2 separate regions of the Mus musculus genome follow, and region 1 is linked to region 2. The links are chromatin loops, found by intact Hi-C in ENCODE. Cell type or tissue: heart. All regions are shown on one strand. Links, peaks and the distances in the headings refer to the core of each region. The heading gives the core; the rest is flanking DNA.

What was found. A loop is a pair of places that touch in the nucleus more often than their neighbours do. Peaks named below come from ENCODE experiments on the same cell type or tissue, not always from the same donor. Only the 100,000 strongest peaks of a DNase experiment are listed, where the experiment ranks them.
Region 1: a loop joins it to region 2, with 2.8 times the contacts of the local background. A loop is called at or near these places in 3 of 42 quality-filtered maps.

Annotation. Positions count from the first base shown.
Region 1 is chr7:141,167,510-141,170,413 of GRCm38, forward strand. Rnh1 (ribonuclease/angiogenin inhibitor 1) reads right to left here and starts at 1,427. Exons shown (of 10, transcript NM_145135.3): 1 at 1,167-1,427. In heart, for the core only: no CTCF peak of the experiment used is centred there; DNase peaks (open chromatin) are centred at 632 and 1,212; H3K4me3 peaks cover 1,384 bases; H3K27ac peaks cover 1,594 bases.
Region 2 is chr7:141,226,782-141,229,685 of GRCm38, forward strand. Gm51460 reads right to left here and starts at 2,835. Exons shown (of 1, transcript XM_030243134.1): 1 at 1,425-2,835. The coding sequence starts at 2,430. The coding sequence ends at 1,942. It overlaps Phrf1 (PHD and ring finger domains 1), which reads left to right and starts at 2,007. Exons shown (of 18, transcript NM_001081118.1): 1 at 2,007-2,110. In heart, for the core only: a CTCF peak has its summit at 1,652 (motif pointing right); DNase peaks (open chromatin) are centred at 1,190, 1,740 and 1,870; H3K4me3 peaks cover 1,250 bases; H3K27ac peaks cover 1,464 bases.

The DNA.
Region 1 (2,904 bases), core at 189-2,688, 59 kb before region 2:
GGAAGGATGTATCTGAGGCCTAGAGACAAATACCCATGTCTCCACATTCCTAAGCAACTATCTGTCAAGCAAGCTAGCCTGGACAGCATGTGGGTATCCTGGAAGGCTTGAAAGAAGAGATCAGTGCTGTGCTCCTAGCACTGAAGGGAGAGCGGTACTAGGTTCTGTTTAAGAGAAACAGAAGTCACTTCAGCTGCTCTCTATAACAGTTACCGAAACTGGCAAACAGCTCTGTGTGAAGTTACAGTGCCTGGCACAACATGGCTTTACTAACGGGGTCTTCCCCTTCCTTCCCAGGGCTAGGAGGATACCCCCTTAATGCTAACCAGGAGCACTTTACACATATTGACACAAGGGCTAGTGACAGGGAAAACTGAGGCAACGGCAGAGATAACTCACTGTGGACATATAGCCAGGGCATGGAGAAACCAGTTAGCCCCACCCACAACTCGCCAGGGAGTAAAACCAGCACTGCCTGGATCAGATGTGTCATCCAAAGCCAGTCATCACTAGGGCACTGCCACTGGGGTGGGGTAGCTACAGTACTTCTAGTCACAGGTGCAACCCACACCTGCTCTCTTATGCACTACAGACTACAGGGTCCTAGAGTATCTACCTTTGAGGAAAGCACAGGACTGGACTTTATGGGAGGCAGGGTGCCAGCCAGTCCTGACGATCATCTGAGGTCAGGGGCAAGGGATGTGAAAGAACCCAGGCAGCTGGTTCTTCTCCCACACTCCTCCCCCTGTTTGGCCTTGGGACCAGGCAGGAGGTCCCACCAGCCTGGCTTAGAAGCATGATTCAGGCCTCTGCTTTGATGTGATTGGATATTGCTAACTAGCTGCTCCTAGCTGTTGGGTTAATCCTAGGATCTGAAGACACCCTCTTTGGGCCTTAAAGTGAGCGAGCGAACAGGTCGCTGGCGACGGAGCTATGAGGTCAGCCTTCAAGCACCAAGCAAGGCTCCTCTGAGGCACAAATGTGTCACCCTAAGGGAGGAACAGGCCTCAGAGACTCGCCGGGCCCGTGATCCCGCCCCCGCCCAATTTTTTGATCCCTCAAACCTTCTGGTCCAGCCGCTCTGCCACGTATTAAGAGGGCCAGGAAGGGACCCGAAAAAAACTCTCAAAGGCAGCCGGGCGCCCCGGAACATGGCCCTTGCTCACCTGGTGCCGCTGCAAGAGGTCCCAGACGATCCGTTTTCTTCCGCCCAGGGCGGGGCGTAGAGACTTTCGCCGCTTCTCTTTCTCTGGCCCCAACTAGCCTTTCACTTTGCCTACTGGAGACCGCCCACTAGGTCTGTCCCTCCCACATGCAGGCTGCACTTTGGGAACAGAACTTGACAAACCTGAGTCACTTCTTTGAGCCTGACTAAAAATACGTAAAATGATCCACAGCTGCCACGAAATGGGTGTGACTGTGATGAGAGCTTCTGGTATGAACACACCCATCTCTCCTACAGGCCGACCAGGTTTTCATGGCTAGAACAGTGTTCATTATGAACAGCCTTTCTCCCTGGGGATAGGGCTTGGGATGTCGAGAGCCTCTGATGCATGGGGCTCTCAAGCATTTCGTCACTAAGCATTTCTGATATTTGTCTTAAATATCGTTTATATATGAATGCTTCATCTGCATATATATCTGTGCATCGTGCCCAGGAAGGCCAGAAGAGGGTATCAGATTCTTGGGGAATGGCCACCATTCAGGTGTTGGGAACTACACCTGGGTGCTCTGGAAGAGCAGTGTCCTAAGCCATCCCTCCAGCCCATGTTTAAACTTTGTAACATACTCCCAAGTTATAGGATTTGCTTTTGGTTTCTGTATTTTTGAAATAAGGTCTTGATGTGTAGCCCAGGAGGGCCTTGAACATGCAGATTTGCTTCCTGAGTGCTGGGATTCTAGCACTGTGGAAAAAGTCAGCATTGAGAGTTTGTCACTCAGGAGCCCTGCTCTCTTGCACAAATGGCCACACACACCCTTGCCAAGGAACTGGCATCCATCCACCTAAGTGTTTGTTAAACACTTGTCATTTGCCAGATGCTGTTCTGAGTCCCTCCGGGAACTTTAATAATACAAGTAAAGGAGAGTCTAGCAGGCCAGCATAGGAAATCAGGAATTGTGTTCCCTAAAAGACCTGGGACAGGGAGCCCTGAAGGGAGAGAAGGAGGCAAAGAGACAGGCAAGAAAAGAGGCTGGAACTCAGCTTCATAAACCCTGTGCAGTGGCCACTACAGACAGAGCTTAATCTTCATCGCTGCAGAGCCATCCTCATGGAACCAATACCAACAACTGACCTGTGAAGTTGGGGATCAGTTCTTTGGGGAAAGATTAAAGCCTGCCCAATTAGAAGGAAAACTTTGGCCAGCCAGCCTTTATTTGTTGCTGCCATGAAGGAGAATTCCTGAAAAGAAGCTGTATCTACAGAGACTGGCTGATTAGAGTTTCAGTGCTGTGGAGAAATTGGGCTGGTGCAGTTCCAGAGGCTGCCTTATCCTGGGCTAGTTCTACCCCTCTAGAACAGCTCTTCCTTGCCTACCTGTGTTGCAACTAATATCTTGTGATCAGGCTGGCCTACAACTCACAGAGATGTGGCTTCCTCTTCCCCCTGACTGCTGGTAGGAAAGGCAAGTGTCACCACACCCAGCATCCTTTTGGAATCCTTTAGCAGACCAGTAGCTTCCACTAACCAAAAGCCAAGAATGTCATCAGTTGGCATCTTGGACTTACAGAAAAGCTTCCTTCCTCTTGTTGTACCAATCTCTCTGATGTACCCTTCAATGTACTTAAACTTGCCTTGTTTACTACTATTTTCTTCTGTAAAACTACAAAACGTCATGAAACTACCTCCATGGGAACACAGAATCTGGAGTAACCTAAATCTGTGTTCTCAGGCCATGGTCACTA
Region 2 (2,904 bases), core at 104-2,603:
AACTCAGGACCTCTGGAAGAGCAGCCAATGCTCTTAACCTCTGAACCATCTTTCAGCCACAATATTTCTCCTTTTTAAACTCCTTTAAATTTCCTCTTCTTAGCTAATTCTACTTATCGTTCTCTTCCCAGCAAATCAGCGAATTTACTGCATAGTTACCATGCTGGCCTTTCCTGTTCAGTCTTCTGAGTTTCTCTATACTTCCTCCAAGACTGATACTCTCAGAGTCTCAGATGGGCCTTACTCCCAGCCCCATCGTTTTTGAGTTAAGAGTCTCATGTAGTCTAGACTGTTTTTGAACTCCCTGTGTATGCAAGGATGACCTTCTATATAATCTTGCCTATGCTTCCATATCTAATTTATTTTGTGCCAGGGATGAACCCATGGCTCTGGGCATGCCAGTCAAGCACCCCTCCATCTTAACCACCCCCCTGCTCCCAGGTCCTTTCTTTCCTTTGAGACAAAGAGGGTCTCTTTGTAGCTCTGGCTGTTCTGGAACTTGCTATGTGCTCCAGGCTAGCCTTGAACTCACACTGGTCCGCCTGTCTCTTCTGAGAGTAAAGGTTATGTCACCCTGTCCAGCCCCAGATCCCTTCTTGATGTATGTGTTTGCTTCTCCTTTTCTTGTTTTCTTCAGTACCCTACCCTTGAGTTTCTTTGTAGAATCTGGACTTTTTAGCACTGAAAGTCCCAGGTTCCAAAGCTGGTCCCCACTACCACCACATTTTATCTCCAAGGCAGCCTTTTGTCCTCTGCTCTCTGGGGATAACCCTAGCTTTCCCTCTTCTAAGTAGACTCCTATCTCCTCATCTTCATATTCTTCCTTCCCTCTCCTCCCTGCCCCTCTCATCCAGTTTCTCAGTAAATCTACAGTCTGTCTTCTCCTCCTTTCTTTTTCTTTTCTTTTCTTTTCTTTTTTTTTTTTTCTTTCTTTCTTTCTTTCTTTCTTTCTTTCTTTCTTTCTTTCCTTTTTTTTTTTTGTTGTTGTTCTTGTTGTTTTCGAGACAGGGTTTCTCTGTATAGCCCTGGCTGTCCTGGAACTCACTCTGAAGACCAGGCTGGCCTTGAACTCAGAAACCCGCCTGCCTGCCTCTGCATCCCAAGTGCTGGGATTAAAAGCGTGCACCACCACTGCCCGGCTACAGTCTGTCTTCTATTCCTATCAAAAGCCATCCCTTCTGAGCCACAGTGGTCCCTGGACCACAAAATGGGCAGTTGAGTCCAGTGAGCCATGATTGCCACCTGTTTAGTACCTCAGTGTCCTCTGATCCCCTCAGCCTCTAGGTCAGTCTCAGTTTTGTGGGTCTGAATTTTCCCTGAGTCCTCTCATGGTTCTTCCCCTAATCCTATTATGCTCCATACTTTGACCCCTCTCACCAGGCCTTTATGCGTACTAGGCAAGAAAGTGTCCTACTGCCAGGCGGTAACCTCTAGTTCTGTTCTTTCTATTAATTATCTGTGCCATACAATTAAGTTCTTCACGGTGTTCACAAGTTACTGTGCCTCTCCTCGCCGGGCTGAAGGGGACGGAGGAGCTCGTATATACAGGATCCATCATGATTAACTGCATACTGGAAGGGAACCTGAAGACCCAGGGGACATCCTGAAGCTTTTCTCTAGCGCTCCTCCAGCCGCGGGCTGCAGTTAAGTCCAGCCACCAGGAGGAGGCGCTCACGGGAGGGCGGGACGGTTGTGGGCGGAGACGTGGTCCCGGGGCCGCTCCCATTCATCGCGGCGGATGGGGAGTCGGACTGTACCAACTGCATGGAGGTGAGACCCACAGCCTGGTTTAGTGCACTGGTGAGAGCTCGGACAGCACACGCTCAGCAAAACACTGCTCTCCTCTGACAGTACTTGTGATGGGCTAGTCGGTGTTCTGAGAGGAAGGGGACGCGCTAACGTCTCGTCATCCTCCGCCGCGAGTTCCTCCCCGTTTTGGCCTTAGTAGTTTCCACCAACGGGCAGGGCAGAAAGTTCCGGAAGAGTATGGGTGCACTTCCGGGTCGGGGAGCGCGCGGCGACGGCGGCGGCGGCTGACCGGCCTACTTGCGGTCGTGTTCGGACAGAGGCGGGATCGTCTAGGAGCGTCCGGGAGGCGCGAGGTTCCCGGGTACGTGCGGTAGCCGCTCTGGCCCGGTGTCCCTGTCGCGTCCGGCCGCGCGGGCCACCTATGGTGGCCGTACGCTTTGTCTGTGGCCTTCCGGGCCGGCTAGGCCTACGTCGCTCTGGCCGCGGGTCGGTCCGGAGGACGAGAGGGTGGCTGAGGCCTCGAGCTGAGCCCCGGAACGTCCGGCTGCGACCGGGAGGCCCATGGGCGTGGTGCCGGCCACCTGTCTGGTCATGCGGGAACCTGGACTGGTGCATAAGAAAGGTGTGACCCCTAGCTACCTGGTTTTCTGTCCTGATGGCCCTCGCCCTGGCCAGCACCATCTGAACTTGCCCAAATTGTGCTTGATGTCGCGATTATCGTTTTCCTTAGTTCGAGGAGCCCTCCCAGCATTCTCGAGTAGGCACCACTGTCGGAGCTTTACAGCCATAGTTCGGAGAGGTAAAGTCACTTGTCAGTGTTACATCGCTGCAGAGTGGCAGAGCCAACATTGCTTTCAAACCTGTCTTCCTGTCTTGTGTTTGAACCCCGGGTTGCTCCCATCGTGTCTTGAAAGGAGTACTCTGCAACAGAAAACAGTAACGTGTCTGGCGACTGTCATCTTGGCCAGTGGTTGGAAGCACAGTTGGAGTTTGAGATTGACTTGCAGCTCGGCATTCCTCCTTTCTCCCCATAGACCACTCTATACTCATTCCTCTGGGAAGAATGCTGAGTGAAAAGGGCAACCTGTGGCGTCACTCAGCACTGAGAGAAAGCCAAGACTTGTGTGAGTGAGGTTCACAGAGTTCCTTATAGCT